Linked DNA regions of Homo sapiens: region 2 is linked to region 1. A link is a loop called in an ENCODE intact Hi-C map of the cell type or tissue named here. Cell type or tissue: Calu3. All regions are shown on one strand. Links, peaks and the distances in the headings refer to the core of each region. The heading gives the core; the rest is flanking DNA. Region 1 overlaps ZDHHC6 (zDHHC palmitoyltransferase 6). Region 2 has its middle 33 kb from the start of MIR6715B.

Region 1 (8,766 bases), core at 593-8,592:
ACCCAATGTCACCCATTCATGTACTTGGTAAACATTTTCCCTTCCCGACAGATGATTAATTCATTGATTCTCAAAAAGGTTAAGTGACTTACCCAATGTCACCCATTCATGTACTTGGTAAACACTAATGTTATTTTATAATAGTATATATTTAATAATAGTAATCATAATATAGCTAACATTTATTGAGCACTTATTATGTGTAAGGCACTGTTTTAGGCACTTTACATGTATTAGCTCATTTAATCTCCATAACAGCCCTATGATAAAGATGCTATTTAAAGCCTACTCTGATGAATCACTTTGCTAATTTCTAAGGCTGCATAAATGATAATGAAGAGGTAGCTGCCCTTAGGAACTGACAGTTAATATTAAACAGTTAACTAATACAGGGCCATATGTACATCATAGATTTATGTGCACAGTGCTATGAGAACACAGAGGAGGAGGACCTGGCTCTGAAGGGACCAAAAACCATTCTTTTTCATTCTTTTTTTTTTTTTTTTTTTTTTTTTTTTTTTTTTTTTTTTTAGACGGAGTCTCACTCTGTCACCCAGGCTAGAGAACAATGGCGTGAACTCAGCTCACTGCAACCTCCGCCTTCCGGGTTTAAGCAGTTCTCTGCCTCAGCCTGCCAAGTAGCTGGGATTACAGGTACCTGCCACCACACCCGGTTAATTTTTGTGTTTTTAGTGGAGACGGGGTTTCACCATCTTGGCCAGGCTGGTCTTGAACTCCTGACCTTGTGATCCACCCACCTCAGCCTCCCAAAGTGCTGGGATTACAGGTGTGAGCCACTGTGCCCGGCCCAAAAACCATTCTTATGACTTATTGCATTCACGTAATTCATTCATTCATTCATTGAAGGCCTACTGTGGGCCAGGTATTATGCTAGGCCCTTGGAATATGATGAGGACTCCTGGGCCAAGGCTGTTTATTTTTTTATTGTTGTTTGTTTGTTTGTTTGTTTGTGACAGAGCCTGGCTCTGTTGGCCCAGGCTGGAGTGCAATGGCACGATCTCGGCTTATTGCAGCCTCCACCAAGGCTGTTTCTAACATACTACACTGTCTCTCTGAAGGCACAGCCAGACTTTAAGGGAACTCTTGGTTTTAAAATAATCTGGTTTTGTTTATACTTTATTATCGTCTACTAGCCTGGGACCAAATTCTTTGAAAAATTTTCCCCAATGCCTCTAATTTAGAATCATATTAGAAATAAACTAAGATCCTATAATATAAAAGCCTATATATGTGGAATCAGTCATATCTAGGAAAATCAAATAATAGAATAAAGACTGAATACATTCATTATTTTTAAGGCAAGTGAAATATTGAGGTTGACTGAAATGAGTCACTGTTACTTCTCATAAATAGATTAATCGTAAATTTAAAGTTAGTTAAAAATAGTGATAAAAGATTTTAATAGCAAATTATAAGTAAGCACTGATTAAATGGATTATATCAATGTTTTATTAAACCTTGCTCTGAAAATAGTACTTATGACATAAAGTTTGATTAACATACTAGATTCAGATTTGATTATGGATGGGTGTAATCATTGTTACGGAGAGGTACCGTGGTGCAGTAGTTAAGAACAAGGACTTTGGAGTCAGACGGATGACATGGTAATTGTGGTACTTAACCTCTGTTATCCTTGGTATCTTTGTCTATGGAATGGAGTAATAAAAGCTATCTCAGAGAATTATGAATATGATAATCTTAAAGGAACCAAGGTCGCATTATTAAATTTTACTATCATTTAATTTCCAGATGAAAATAATTCTCAGAAACAAAACTTCTATTGAGTCATGGATTGAAGAGAAGGTAAATTTTAATAATTGTTTCTTCAATATTAAAAAAGTATATTAATAAAGGACTGGTAAAGTCCTGAATATTAATAAAGTCTGTTATTAGACCGGATTAACGAAAAGTGCCTAAAAGTGAAAACATGGCTGCCAAATGGCTACCGTAAGTCATTTGCATGCCACATAAAAGGTGAATATAGGAAACATTTTTGTTCATTCTGTAACTCCCACAGAAAGGTGCTTCTCATACACCCTGAGTGGTCGCAGAGGCCTAAGCCACACGTCAAACCATCTGTTTGTTGTCTCTTAGACTAGAGGAGAAAGCAGCCCATTTGGAAAGGAGCTTCCACCCTACCAAACTGCCATCAGGTTTTTCTCAGTGTTTTAGACATTCAATGAAGCTCCTAACATTTTGCTTGTCACAGACCTCACAATGTCCAATACTTCATACTGTCCATTGTGATTCTAGCATGAAACACAAATCTGACTACCCTGCTCTGTGTTTAAAACTTCTCAGAGCCTCACCATTCCTGTGGCAGGGGTTGAAACCCAAATACCTGCAGGGTCTGGGCAGATAACGTCCATGAAGGGGAGCAAGCCTGTATACCAAAGAATTGCCTGGCAGACCAAGCTGATTGTTGCCACAGGGGAATATTCACAATTTCCAAATTACAAAATAGGGAGAAGAATAGCATCGTTTTATATCTTTACAAATCTCTTTAGTATCTTTGACTTAAGAGAAGATGGTTGGATTCTCACTTCTGCATTCAGTCTGTTGAGATATGTTGCTTCGATTGAAGTATGTGAAGATCTAGCCTCACACAGATAAGTAGGTAGAAAAGGATAGAATATTTTAATAGGCCTTTTACATGATAATAGTGGATGTTCTTCCGTATTACATTGAAAACTTGACAAGTGATATTTCTTATCAATAAGATTTTTATACCTTTTTATTTTAAAACTCATCAGTCTATCTTGCTCTTTGAATTAATCTTTTACCAGTATGTGGTTTTATGTAACATCAGGCATCGGTCATTTGGCAAATACTAGTTTACTGTGTTATGTAGATTTTGCAAACGTTAAACACCTTTCATTATACAATATCCCAAAATTGCATTCACGTATATCAATATATCATTTTTATGAGAAAAAATCCTTAAGTATTGGAAAGCTGTCAGGCTCACAGTGGTAGATACAAGGTTTTTTTTTTTGTAATTCTAGTATACATTTGAAAGCCTTAATTTTTTACTATTAACCCATACTGTCAGTCATTTCCCTTGAAGTGACTGCCTGACTGTTCGTTTTTGAGAAAATGTTCACCAAGTCCTGAAGTCTGAATAACCTTAGTTTGCTATATTACTCATTCTTTCAAATAAGAATAGTGTTACATTAAAAAAGCTGGCTCTACAGCTTTTGTTAGCTTACAGCTTAACAACTATTTTCCTTGAGATGATCATTCTACTTGGGCACGCTTTATGTATACTTCTCATTTTGTCACACAGACTGTTAAAAATAAAGGACATCTCCTTGAGAGTTGAGATTTAATATTTAAAAACAATTTTTACTGCTTCATCAAGGACATTCTTACATGGAATTGCTCATAATGACTACCAACACAGTTTGGTGCCACTGCCTTGGTTTTTGCTAAGATGCCAACAGTTTTATTCACCATTGCAAATGTCAATGCAACAAAAAGACAAATAACATTTCAGTATTATTATGAAAATAGCTTGGCCTTGCTGACCAGCAAGAAAAAGTCCTGAATACTCAAAGTGATCTATAAAGCATGCTTTGAGAACCACTGATGTACAGGTTGAAGTCTGAGCTTCTTAGCTTCTACATAAGTAAGACCTTTTATGACTTCTTTTTTTGTTTTCTGGCGACGGAGTCTCGCTCTGTTGCCCAGGCTGGAGTGCAGTGGCACAATCTTGGCTCGCTGCAACCTCCACTTCCTGGGTTCAAGTGATTCTCCTGCCTTAGCCTCCCAAGTAGCTGGGATTACAAGGTGTATGCCACCATGCCCAGCTAAGTTTTGTATTTTTAGTAGAGACAGGCTTTCACCATGTTGGCCAGGCTGGTCTCAAACTCCTCACCTCAAGTAATCCACCCGCCTTGGCCTCCCAAAGTGCTGGGATTACAGGCGTGAGCCACTGCACCTGGCGGACTTCTTTTTATCTACTTCTCCAGCCTAATTTCCTACCCTTCTCTACCCTGTCTCACACTTGATACTAAATTACTCATAGTTTGTACATCTTATGCTTCTGTATCCTTGCACATGTTGTTCCCTCTGCCTAGAATGCTCTTCCCTCTCTTTTTGCCTGATTTCTTGCTTCTCAAGACTTAGTTAAGGTATTGTTTCTCCCAAGGACCCTTCCTGGATACTCCCTAGACTTGGCTAAGTACTTTTTGTTTCCTTTGTTCCCTTTTCCCATAGCATCTACCACACCCCTTCATCACCTTTTAACACACAATATTGATAGAATCCTAACTTCATTGAGTGTTTCTGTTAGGCAAAGACATGTCTTAGTCATTTTATAAATTCTCTTATATTTACCAGTTTTTCTTTGTAAATAGCCTAGAACTCTTTTCTTTGAAATTCAGTCCATTTTGAAGACTCTGAAGCTGTGTTTATAAAAAAGAAAATGAAATTATTCTTTACTTTCTGGGGAGGATGGATTTATATAACTTAATAGATTCATATGCATTATAGCTTAATAATTATTTTAGTAAATAGTTAACTTTAATATCACTCAACAAATAATTGCAACATTTTCCATAAAACATTGTCCCCTGATAATCAAATATTTCAAAGTATCATTTCTAATAAGCATAATAAATATATTGACATTAGATTAACATTTTTTTGTTTGTTTTTGTGGATGACCAAGGCTGCTTATAAACCGCCATGCTACATTTAGAAATTACCTCAGATGAGATTGAGTATGCTGAATGGTATGGCCATAGACTAGAAATTATTTCAGAACGGGCACTTTATTGCTGAGTAAAAAATTCAAACAAATGACCATATTAAATTTATAGGAAATGTATAGAAATTACCAGACACTATATACAACAAATTTGAAGGGATTTGTATACTTATTGTTAAAATAAATAATGTATCTTTGTACCACTAGGTGTCAGTGGAACTTAAGAAATCCAAAGCCAATTTATTTCCTCAAGTTAAAGCTAACAGTTTAAATGCCTGGAATATATGCAAGCTGAATAGTTATGTACATGCATAACATGTACATATAAATGCATATATAAATGAGTTATGTGTACATGTGTGATAGTATAAAAAAAGAAAGAAGATCTCCTGTATATATCTGCTAGCTTTAAAAAATGTTTTTCATAAAACAGCTCTCCTGTTACACCTTTCCTGGTCATTCCCATGGGCATCACTGCCACCCAGGATATAACTGTTACCCTCTGATACAACTGTTACATTCTGGTGCACCCCACAAAACAGTTCTATCTTGAATAAAACGGTTCCATCCTGAATAAACCTTTACCTTTCTCCTGAATCTGTTTATCTGCATCCCTTCTATATACCTGAATTGTTTTGTATTGCTGAACAACTAGGAGCATTGAGGACTTTTTATGTATGAGATAAAGTTAGCTAACTTTTAATAAGCCTTTATGAGTGCTTATTCCTAAAGAAACCCTGTCAGATATTTCCTAGGTAATCACATACAAGGCTGGTGTTCTATATCAAGTTCTTCCTATATTGTGATGAAGTTGTCTATTGCTTCCATGTACACTAATATTACAGCAAGGAGGAAGTATTTTTATGAATGTTAGAAACTTGAGAAATAAGTGTTCTCAATAACATATTACTGCAGGCCACTTAGACAGAGGCACCTGCCATCTTATATCTTTGTTACCCACAGGCTAAAGATCGAATTCAGTATTATCAACTAGATGAAGTCTTTGTTTTTCCATATGATATGGGAAGTAGATGGAGGAACTTTAAACAGGTATTTACGTGGTCAGGGGTCCCTGAAGGAGATGGACTTGAGTGGCCAGTAAGAGAAGGCTGTCACCAATACAGCTTAACAGTGAGTATTTTTGTTCAAATAGCCCTTCCTTTTTGCCTCGCCTTCTTTCCCTTAACTCCCCCTCAACTCAAGTGACATTTTGTAGTAAAATAAGTAATATGAATGTTTTCACTATGTCAAAATGAATCTAATAATTCTAAAGCACTCCTTGTATCATGTATCTCCCTTTATTTCAATATCTCCTTAATTCTCTATACCTGTGAGATAAAGTCCTGATCCCTTAACATAGTTTTATGAAATCTGGCCAAAAATTACCTTCCAACTTACAGTAGCATATGAATTCCTTATACATTCCTGTCACCCAACTTTGCCCACAATTTTTTCCATCTTATATGACCTCCACTCTATCTAAAATTATTAAGACTCGTTCCAGTCTTACCTCTTCCATAAAGTCTAACCTACCCCCATAGACTCATCTGAATGTGACATTTAATCACATACTACTCTATGGTAGCTCATGAAGTCTCATATTTTTATTTAATTCTGCTATCTTATATCTGTAACTTCATAAGATTCTAGGACAGAGATCATGAGTTATCTTTATTTCTCCTATTATATCTAATATAGTGCTATTTAATAGTAGCTATGTCAAATTAAGTTATGATGACTTTTATTCATTCAACTTCATTATTAAATGTTCTTCATTATTCATTTGTAGTTTGTCTGCCATGTCTCTACAGAATCAGTGAATCTCAGTGTTTTCACCTGAGAAGCTTCATGAGGGCGGAGAATATACTCCCTGATCCCTGGGCCACAGTAAGCACTCTAGGAATATACACAGATGAGGACATTAGAGAGTGAATAGCGAGAAGAAAACCTCACTCTCAGCCTCTGGTTCTTAGCATAGGGCCTTTTTTTCCATGCTAAAACAACCTGTGGCCTTTAAATTATCAGCAACTTGAAATGCTGGAAAATTGGGGTTTTGCCATATCACTCTGACAGTTGATGAGGAAAGGCGATTTTTCAACATTGAGACAAGAGACTTCATTTTTTTCTTTTTATTTCTTCCAAACAGATAGAACAGTTGAAACAAAAAGCAGATAAGAGAGTCAGAAGTGTAAGTACTTCTTTTGCAGTGGTAATTTTTTTTTCTTTTGTTAGGCTCTGTACTTCCATACAGTTTTTTTAATTGACTGACTAGAAACCAATTGTTGGCCTTTATTAAATAGTATTCCTTAATACATTTGTTGAAATTTGATGCAGTTAACTTTTGTTTTTATTTAAATAATTGGGACTAGAGGTTGGGAGGAATTTAGTCCATTTATATTGCCAACATAGGAAAATAATTATCCTCAATACAGCTCCTTAATGTGAAACCTATCCTTACAACTATGTTGTTGGATATGATGGCCACCAGCCACATGTGGCTGTTTTATTTAAATTTGTTAAAATTAAATCAATTTAAAAATTCAGTTTCTTGTTTGCATTCACTACATTGTAAGTGCTCACTCAGTAGCTACATGTGTCAAGTGCTGCTGCATTGGATACTACACATACAGAACATTTCCATCATGGCAGAATGTTCTTAGCCCTGCTCTAACTCTAATTCTTAGCTATGGGCTTGAAAAGAGGAGTAAGAAAAGCCTTGAGAACTAGAAACATTAGTTGCCTCCCAGGGAACTAGGTGGATGGGGAACTGGGAGGTTCCCCTAGAAGGGGAACTAGAAGGCTTGTCACTGGATATTTTGGATCTTGCTTTAAAATTTGAAATTCAGACTTAAAACTCAGATATCATGGGTGAATATTTAAAGGTTTCTTCTGATCACTGACGACAGGTTCGCTATAAAGTAATAGAAGATTATAGTGGTGCCTGCTGCCCTCTGAATAAAGGAATCAAAACCTTCTTCACAAGTCCCTGCACCGAAGAGCCTCGAATACAGCTGCAAAAAGGGGAATTCATTTTAGCCACAAGAGGTTTACGGTAAGTAATAGGAAGTACTGCATTTCTTCTTCAAGGACAAAATTAATATCTAGCCTAAAAAATTAATTTTCATCTTTTAAATATTTCAGATACTGGTTATATGGAGACAAAATTCTTGATGATTCCTTTATAGAAGGTATGGAAATGGAAGGGCATGTTTAAAGGACAAGACTATTAGCAATAATTCCAAATTTTACAAGAATAACTTTTATAAACCAATCATGCCTAATGCATTAGGGGAACTGCATAGAAGGGTATATCACTAAGCAACAAAAGGAACTTCCTTATATATTTCTCTATAGCTCTTGTATTTTTCAGGTCTTTTTAATGATAGCTAACATTTGAGCTCATAACTATGCGAAAAGTACTTGTATAAGTGCTACCCTTAAGGTGTAGAAGTCCCCAAAATACTTCGGAGGTAGGCACTATTATTTATATTTGATTGAGGGAACTGAAGCACAGAGAGGCAACTTGCCCATAGCTATGCACTGAAAACAGATGGAGCTAGGGCTTAACCCCAAGCAGTCTGACTCCAGATTCTATGCACCAAACCCCTGTACTATTTGCTGCCCCCACTTTGAGCATTTCTCTTAAGTTGTTATAAAAACCAGTAGATTGAAACTTTGTGTTTTTTTTTTTCTTAAGTTTTATAATTGTTTCTTTTTAAAGTAAAGATTAGCTCGGGATGTTCTTTAAAAAATAGTTGGGGTTAATCATAAATTAACCTCTTATGACGGCCGTGATATAGAAATGTATATGTTAGGCCAGGTGTGGTGACTCATGCCTGTAATCCCAGGACTTTGGGAGACCAAGGCAGATGGATCACCTGAGGTCAGGAGTTCAAGATCAGCCTGGCCAACATGGTGAAACCCTATCTCTACTAAAAATACAAAAATTAGCCGGGCATGGTGGTGTGTGCCTGTAATCCCAGCTGCTCCAGAGGCTGAGGCAGGAGAATTGCTTGAACCCGGGAGGCAGAGGT
Region 2 (8,766 bases), core at 242-8,241, 100 kb after region 1:
ATGGGCCAATCATACCTACCTCACAGGACTGTGATGCCAGTTAAAGGAGATCTTAGTGTTAAGCAGCTAGCTCAGTGCCTGGCCATGCACAGGGCCACCGAAGGGGTTGATTTGGGCAGTGAGGAGCTTGATGATTGGCTCCTAGGTGCATTTCTTTCCAGCTTTTTTTCTCCCCTCCCTAGCCCTAAGTGGAGCTTTTTCTGGTTCATTCTGAGTTAAGAACATTCCACTTTTTCTTTGATTCTAGGGAAACCATGTGGCCATCCGTTACGTTGGTGACCAAGCAGAAGCCTGGGTTAGGAAGCCGATTGTGCTACAGGAAATACAGCTGGTGAGGCCCCCTGCCCAGGGTCAGTGGAGAGACAAAGCAGTGATGCTCTCTGCCCCTCCTCTGCCAGCTCCCTGGTTCCAAAGGAGCAGAGATGGGAGGCTGCTTCCCTTAACGTGACCCATCTCTCCCTCCCCTCGACAGCCCAGGCTTTGAATCTCAGACCTCTAGCCTCTCCCAGGCACCTGAAGCCTGGGATCATTCCTACCTCTGTTTTTTTCCCCATCATTCTTTCTGGCCTTGATTCTGGCTCTTCATCCTCTGTGTCTGTGATGGCTGCTTGCCTACCTACCAGCCTTGAACCTGGTACTTGGAGGGAGTCAGTTTCATGGGCCTGACTTCCTGCTCCTTCTCTGTGATCTGTTGTGGGCCCCACATTGGCATTGACAGCCATAAGCATGGAAGCAGGGCTGAGTCCATTTACTGTGACGTGGTTGAGTTAATCACCGTGCGTGAGGTTAGACTTTGATCGTTCCTCTGATTTATTTGCTGCAGACAGACTTCCTGGGTTTACCTCCCAGCTCTGCCACTTGTAGGTGTTACTTTACCTTACCTTTCAGTGGCAGTTCCCTTATTTGTAAAATGGGATCTGTAACAGTTCTTATCTAACAAGGTCTTTATAAGAATTGACTGAAAATATGCAAAGCACATAGCATGGTCCTGGACATAGAGACACACTCTATACATGAGCTATTGTAACCATGATTATTTCCAGATGGGTGAATTAAGGCACGAGAGCATTGTTCCCTTCTTTGGTATTTGCACCGAACCACCTAACATCTGCATTGTCACCCAGTATTGCAAAAAAGGAAGTCTTAAGATAAGCAAAACAGTAAAATGCTCCTTAGGTTTGATTAGTGGTAGATAATAAAGAAGTTTCTCAGTGCCCTCTGCTATTCATCCAAGGTCAGTTCCTCTCTGTTCTAGTTGCAAGACCTGAACTATCTTGTCAGGCTACCTTCTGGGAATCAAATTAGCCAAATGTCTGCTTCTTTTGTTCTGGGGGAAAACTGAGCTTGGTTTCTTCTCTTAGGATGTTATGGCTACTCTTGAACTGTTGTTCCTGGACCCATCCTATTATGGTATGTGACGACAGCTTTCTGTCAGGAACAAGGAAGTGTTTGTAAAACTCGAGACTGCATGCATTCTCAATATTGAGTCAGGTTATGGTATCTCCTGGGAAGATTTCCAGTTATTAGGTTTAATGTTTTCTGCCCCACATTGCGTTAGTTCTGGCCAAAAATATAAGCTATATTAGAGTCAAATCTGTTCAATTGTTAAAGCTCACTGTGCTTCAGGTTGAGTCACTAGGAATCTTTTGAATTACTGAGTTTTTCAGGATGTTTTGAGAAACTCGGATCATGAAATGGATTGGATATTCAAACTCTCATTTGCATACGACATAGTCAATGTAAGTATAACACAAACTTACCAAAGAATGAATATGATAGTGTTTTTGAGTTGCTGTGTCTTGAAATAAACTGTAATTTTTCTTGAAAATGTTAGACCTCTTCAGATCTCCTCTTCAGAGTGATTCCAGCTCTAAAATCTATCACTTCTATCTGATTTTTTCTTTTCTTCTTCCCTGATTACAGATAAATATATAGAGAGGAAAGTATTTTATGCTAAAGTTGGAATGGATGCTAAGTTTACCCAATCAGAAAAGAGCAGAGTATTTACATTGTAGGGTAGAACTTTCTATCTCAAAGGGTATCTCATCACTAGGTTGTAAATTGGACTGGGGGAAGTGATTCCTGATATTCTTCCCTGCTCTTCAGCCCCTGATTTCTTTCCCTAGGAAATGGGGATGCCACATTAACCACATAGCTGCTGACCTAAGAGTTGGGCCATAGATTCTGATCTGAGGAGGTAGAATCTTTGCTTTGGCACAGGGGACTATGGTGGCTGCAAAGAAGGGAATAATAGTAACACTAAAATATATAGAGTGCCTACTTTGGGCCAGGCACTTTCCAGTACTTTGTATATATTAATTTATTGAATTCTCACAAGAATGTAAGGTAGATCTATTGTTACTTTTATTTTACAGATTAAAAAAACACAAAGCACAGAAAGTTCCTATGACCTTCCTGAAGTCTCATGGCTATGAAATACTAGAGTTAGGATTCAAACCCAGGCATTTTCAAGTCCTATACCCTTAACCACTGTACCATACTGCCTCTCAGTAGGAAGCACTAGAGCTTGCTTTTGTGTTTTACCACAGGGAGAAGTCAGTCTCACAACTAGAAGCCAATTAGGGGCTGGGGGGGCGTGTAATTCAGAGGGAGTTGGAGAGAGACCAATTCCTGCCTGTTGCCAGGAAGGCAGTGGAAATACTGAGAAGTGGCAGCTGGATCCAAAGCCCAAGGTGACACTGTCTTGAAGGGCCATGCCCTAGGTATAAGCTGGTGATGAGGGATGGAGAGGGCAGGAGAGGGAGGAGATTCGCTGTGGGGCGAGCCATGTCAGTGTGGACCAGCATCCTGAGGCTGCTGTCTCCCACCTGCGCTAAATCCAGCTGTTCTTTCTTAAGCTTGCTGCCTATACTTTTACCACCAGAAGCGACAAAGCCAGTGACCTGGGAGTCAGTCCGGTGAGGAAACCTCTCAGTCATGGGCAGCACGGTGAAGGGTGGTGGTCCACTGCTAGTCATTAGTCCAACCATCAATCAACCAACAGACTCCTGTGGGGAAGACTCATCTGGGTGTTGAGAGGGCAAAAAGGATGAAACACAAGCTGTGCCCTCCTGGATTAATGGGCCACTGACTTATTGAGTGATTTTGCCAGGCCACTTCCCCTCTCTAGACCTTGACCTCCACGTAGGTAGAATGAATGAGGCTGGCCCAATTGAAGTCTAACGGCTTTCCTTCAACAAGGATTTTATTGCTTTTTGTTTCTAGGGAGCTGAGTCCCATATCTCTGTGAGACTTTGATTTCCTAGGCTTTAGCAGGAAGCCAGCAGATTGTTATAAAGCAAGGTCAATAGGCAGAAGCGTCTCTGTGATTGGGTCTTCATGGGCAACCCTGGACCACCACTGTTATTATTTCATTAAAATTTTATTGAGCATCTGTTAAGAGTCTATCCTACTCTGGTCACTTTTGTAGGAAGAAAGGACTTGTTTCCAGCTTTGGATGGCTTAAAAGCTAGGGAAAAAAATAGTCTGGAGATGTACATATAAAATTCTTTAAGTGGCAGTGGTTATAAACTGGGAGGATGCGACATTGGCATCTTTTCCTACCCTGGGATCTTCTCTCCTTCCCTTCACCCACTTATTCCTTCTCTTCCCACCGAGCACAAAGAAGTATTCTGGACTCTAATTATCTGCCTCCTGCCCCCATCAAAACAGCCAACATCATTTATATTGGAAGTGAAGAGTAAGCTAGTAAGTAAGTTCTCACCAAGCCATGAATGACTAACAGATTTGACCTTTTTAGTGTAGGCATCAGATTTCAAGAAGCATTAACCCAAAGGTTTCTCTGGAAAAACGCTATGGCAGGTGGGCATGGCACTTTGAAGGGGAAGAGCTCCCTGGTGGTCATCACCTACTCTAGCTCACTGAGTCTACCCTCTACTCTGTGCCAGGAAAACAGAGGACAGCTTGGCATTTTGCTTTGGAAGGATCATTACCTCCTGAGATGGAGTGTGCACATTCTGGGATCATGTAGGGCCACTACTGATGACACAATAGGCTAGATCAAGGCACAGGTAGGCCCTTTGAGGTTAATTACTCTGCCAATGTTCTTTGAAAGGGGACTGCGAGTAACAGAAAATGTACTGTACTCTTAGAGCCTTGCCATGGGTCTGGGCATTGGGCCAAGCTCCGTGGGGGCGATTGTAGTTTGGAAACAAGTCTCTCTATGTCTATTTGATCAGCACCTCCTCTATATCAGGTATCAGAGAGACTCTGAGATGCCATAGACATTTCAAGGCAACAAACATATATTGATCAAGCGCCTAATTTGGATCAGACCCGATTCTGGGCGTAGGAGGCACAGACGAATGAGCCTCATTGTCCTGTCCCCAAAAAGTTCAACCCAGTTGGGCAAGCCTGGGAAGGAGTTTGGAGAGTATAATACTCTTCTTGAGTTACAAATAGGCCTTCATGTCTAAATAAGAGAAGTCTTGATGGATTAAGAGGATGAAGGACAATTCAGCAAAGAAGTTGTCGTTGAAGTTTGAACCCTGACTGCCACTTACTGGCCAGGTGACCTTAACAACCCTGGGCCTCAGTTTTCCTGTGTGTAAAGATAACATCAGTACCTGACTCATAGGGTTGTGTGAGGACTAATGTATGCAAAATGCTTAGTGCCATGCCTTCCCTGTAACAGGCGTCCAGTAAATGTTGATTGTTAGTAGTAGCAATAGTATTATCACGATCATAGATAATTCTATTACTGGTGCTAAAAGAAGTACATATTCTTGTTTTAATTTCCCCAACACTCCTATGGGGCAAGTCTGCACTGTCCAAATATGATAGCCACCAGCCACATGTGGATAATGAGCACTGCAATTGTAGCTAGTTCAATTTGAGATGTGCTATAAAGTTTGTACTGAATTTTGTAGACTTAGCAAAAAAAAAATATAAAATATCTTGCTAATATATTTATGTTGATTACTTGCTGAAATAAGATTTTTCAATACATTGGGTTAAATAAAACATTATAAAATACATTTCACCTGTTTGGTTTATAACATGGCTGCTAAAAATGTAAAAATACACATGTGGCTTGTATTATGTTTTTATTGGACAGTGATCTCAATAATTAGCAATTAACTCCATTATTAATTCATTTTTAACTCCAATAGTAGTAATATTGGAGTAACATGATCTCCATTTCCAAGAGGGAAAAAGTGAGGCTTAGTGAGGTGAAGTCATCTGCCCAGCTGGTAAGACGCAGATTGGGATTTGTAGCCAGTCTGTCTCCAAAGGCTGTGTTTGCTCTTCCATGCGATGCTTCCTTCCTGCTAAGTACCAGAGAGTACAGATATAGGGCCCAGAGGTAGGAGTGCTGTCTGCCACCCAGGAATTTCCAGTAGGGCAAGAAATGTAGCTAACAGACAGATGATTGAACTGATACTGGTGGGCTAGGGGAGGTCCCCAAATGCTGGTGGGACCTTGACCCCAGCCAGTGTGCAAGCTCTTAACACCACTGTGAGAAGGAATTCAAGGATAAATCAGAAAGTAGTGAAAGTATGGAGATTTACTGCAAAGTGAAGAGTACACACTCAGGAAAGGGGAGTGCGGGCAGACTTGAGAGAGAGTCACGCAATGGAATTTGGGGCTTCTACCTTCATGAGTTTCTTTAACCAAGGGGTAGAACATTCATGAGGATTCCTGGAAAAAGGTGGAGATTTCTGGGAACTGTGATGTTACCCATTTTTACATTAAATATGGCTGTTCCTGGGACTGTTGTGGCACTGGTGGGTGTGTGACCTAGTATGTTAATGAGCTTATAATAAGGTCCCAGGTGAAACTTGGGTCAAATCCAGCACCATGTTGGATCCAATTGGTCTTAGCTGGCTTGGCCCACACCCTGTTCTTTTCAGGGTCTTGTCAGCCCTGAAAATAATGGCTTATGCAGCTATTTCAGTTCCTTTTTGCTAGTCATGTGTAACTGCCTGGAATTTTCTGTTCTCCTGCAGCCACTCCTGTTATTCCTGTCTCAGAGCTGCCAAAAGTGCATAAAATCTGGCATGTAAATAATAAATCCTTTCATAGCTCTATTTGCTCTCTGATAATATACATAAAAATCATACATTTCCATCAAGATAGAAAATAAAGACATGCATGCCATCTCTTGGAGAGGAATGCACACCCAGAATTCCAAGCGCCCCTCAGCATGTCATTTTCACCCTAATGGAAGGAGCTCTGTTAAAATCCTATAATATAAAATCGTTGACTGTAAAATATCTCATACTTGGGGTAGGCATGGCACTAGCAAAGGCAGGAGGAAAGCAGAAAAAAACCTTGTGTGTATCAGGGACATTCCTGTTGAATGGAGAGGTCTCCTGCTGGAATCAGAGAACTCTGGATCAGACACAGGTCTCACCTGATTTCAAGCTTGGACCTTAGCCTATTGGAGCCTCCCTGGGGAAGTCCCAGAGGCAGCCCCAGCCAGGCCCCTCCCGGTCCAGTTGAGTGGGCGGCAGTTTCAAAATGTGATTCAATGTTACCATCTAAAAACAAATAAGGCATTTTGATAAAGGAACATGGGGTAGGGGGTGGAGAGTGATTGGGGCAGGGGTGGGGGCATGTATCCATTCTCCTGGATGTTTTCGGTATTATCTCATATTTCTTTGTTGTTGTTGTTATTTATTTTTTGAGATGGAGCCTCACTTTCTTGCCCAGGCTGGAGTGCAGTGTCGGGATCTAGGCTCACTGCAACCTCTGCCTTCTGGGTTCAAGTGATTCTGATTCTCATGCCTCAGCCTCCAGAGTACCTGGAATTACAGGCACCCACCACCACGTCCAGCAAATTTTTATATTTTTAGTGGAGATGGGGTTTCACCATGTTGGGCAGGCTGGTCTTGAACTCCTGACCTTGAGTGATCCACCTGCCTCAGCCTCCCAGAATGCTGGGATTATAGGCATGAGCCGCCCAGCCCCTATCCCATTTTTTTTTTTTTTTTTTTTGAGACAGAGTCTCACTCTGTCGCCCAGGCTGGAGTGCAATGGCATGATCTCAGCTCACTGCAACCTCCACCTCCTGGGTTCAAGCGATTCTCCTGCCTCAGCCTCCTGAGTAGCTGGGATTACAGGCACGTGCCACCATGCCAGGCTAATTTTTGTATTTTTAGTAGAGACAGGGTTTCACCATGTTGGTCAGGCTAGTCTTGAACTCCTGACCTCTTGATCCGCCCACCTCGGCCTCCCAGAGTGCTGGGATTACAGGCATGAGCCACCGTGCCTGGCCCTTATCCCATATTTCTAATGCAATATTGGCCTCAGGGCTCTGGCTCAGGTGGGATAGTTACTTGGCCTGTCAGCACTGCTGGAGGAAGAGATGCACCCCTGTGCTGGTGAAGCTGCTTGTTGTCTGGGGTGAATACCCGAGGTTCATGGTATCACGCCAAGGAAATTGAGTACTCACGACACCCAAGAAATGGGTTTAGGAGCACAGTTTTAATAAGCAAAAGAAAGAGAAAGGAGAATAGCTCCCTCTCTTATGAGAGAGAGGGGGCCCACAGCGAAGTGCACCAGATTTTATAGACTGGCTTGAGGAGGCAGTGTCTGATTTACATAGGGCCCAAAGATTGGTTGGACCAGGTGTGACATTTACATAGCCAGCGATGAAGCTGGCTTCCCCACCTTAATCTTCTATTATGCAAATGAAATCTTTGCCTGCCTGGCGCCATGTTGCCTACTGCTTACCGTACGTGTGGTTTACAAAGAAAAGGGACGATGGAGCCCCTATCTGAACATGTCTAGTCCCTAGGTAGCCCCTTTCCTATTAGCACAACTGCAGGCATTCACCCATGCAAGCTTCTAGCCTGCCTTTCTATGTCTGCAGCTTGATTTTACAGGCTGCTCTTTGTTAGAAAAGAAAATGATTTGGGGGCTATCACACGTGTCCGTATAGAAGACCACCTAAACAGGCTTTGTGTGAGCAACAAGGCTGTTTATTCACTTGGATGCAAGTGGGCTGAGTCCAAAAAGAGAGTCAGTGAAGGGAGGTAGGAGAGGGGTAGCTTTATAGAACTGGGGTAGGCAGTGGAAAGTTACAGTTAGAGGTGGTTATCTATTGTTAGCAGGGGAGGGGGTCACAAGGTGTATGGTGGGGAGATCATAAGACTCATTGTCCAGAAGAAGAAAGTCACAGGGTCAATTGATCAGTTGGGGCAGGGTAGGAACAAGTCATAATGGTAGAATGTCATAAGGTGGGTTAATTAGTTAAGGCAGGAACTGGCTGTTTCACTTCTTTGTGGTGTTCCAGCTACTCCAGACTTCTTGGCTCCTGCAGGCCATCTGGACATACATGTGCAGGTCACATGGGTTACAATGGCTGAGCTTTGGCTCAGAGGCCTGACGGGCTGCTTTCCATTTAAAGGAAGACCTTACCGAGGACTCCCATACACTCACTAAGTGTCTAAATAATTCCTTTATTAACTGTTTTTTTTTTTGGTTTTTTTTTTTTGAGACAGAGTCTCGCTTTGTCGCCCAGGCTGGAGTGCAGTGGCACAATCTTGGCTCACTGCAAACTCTGCCTCCCGAGTTCAAGTGATTCTCCTGCCTTGGCCTCCCAAGTAGCTAGGATTACAGGCGCGGACACCATGCCTGGCTAATTTTTGTATTTTTAGTAGAGGGGGTTTCACCATATTGGTCAGGCTGGTCTTGAACTCCTGACGTTGTGATCCACCCACCTCGGCCTCCCAAACTGCTGAGATTCCAGGCGTGAGTCATCGTGCCCAGCCTCTTTCTAACTCTTATATCACTGGTGCC

The links. A loop is a pair of places that touch in the nucleus more often than their neighbours do. Peaks named below come from ENCODE experiments on the same cell type or tissue, not always from the same donor. Only the 100,000 strongest peaks of a DNase experiment are listed, where the experiment ranks them.
Region 2: it touches region 1 in a loop (4-fold over the local background); 12 of 110 quality-filtered maps call a loop at or near these places.

The regions. Positions count from the first base shown.
Region 1 is chr10:112,431,394-112,440,159 of GRCh38, reverse strand. ZDHHC6 (zDHHC palmitoyltransferase 6) reads left to right here. Exons shown (of 11, transcript NM_022494.3): 6 at 1,771-1,824; 7 at 5,696-5,863; 8 at 6,879-6,920; 9 at 7,639-7,784; 10 at 7,874-7,920. Among named protein-coding and RNA genes, the nearest start is that of ZDHHC6, 11 kb to the left of the region's middle. In Calu3, for the core only: a CTCF peak has its summit at 4,952 (motif pointing right); no DNase peak of the experiment used is centred there.
Region 2 is chr10:112,328,011-112,336,776 of GRCh38, reverse strand. It overlaps the pseudogene GUCY2GP. Among named protein-coding and RNA genes, the nearest start is that of MIR6715B, 33 kb to the right of the region's middle. In Calu3, for the core only: no CTCF peak of the experiment used is centred there; DNase peaks (open chromatin) are centred at 756 and 4,146.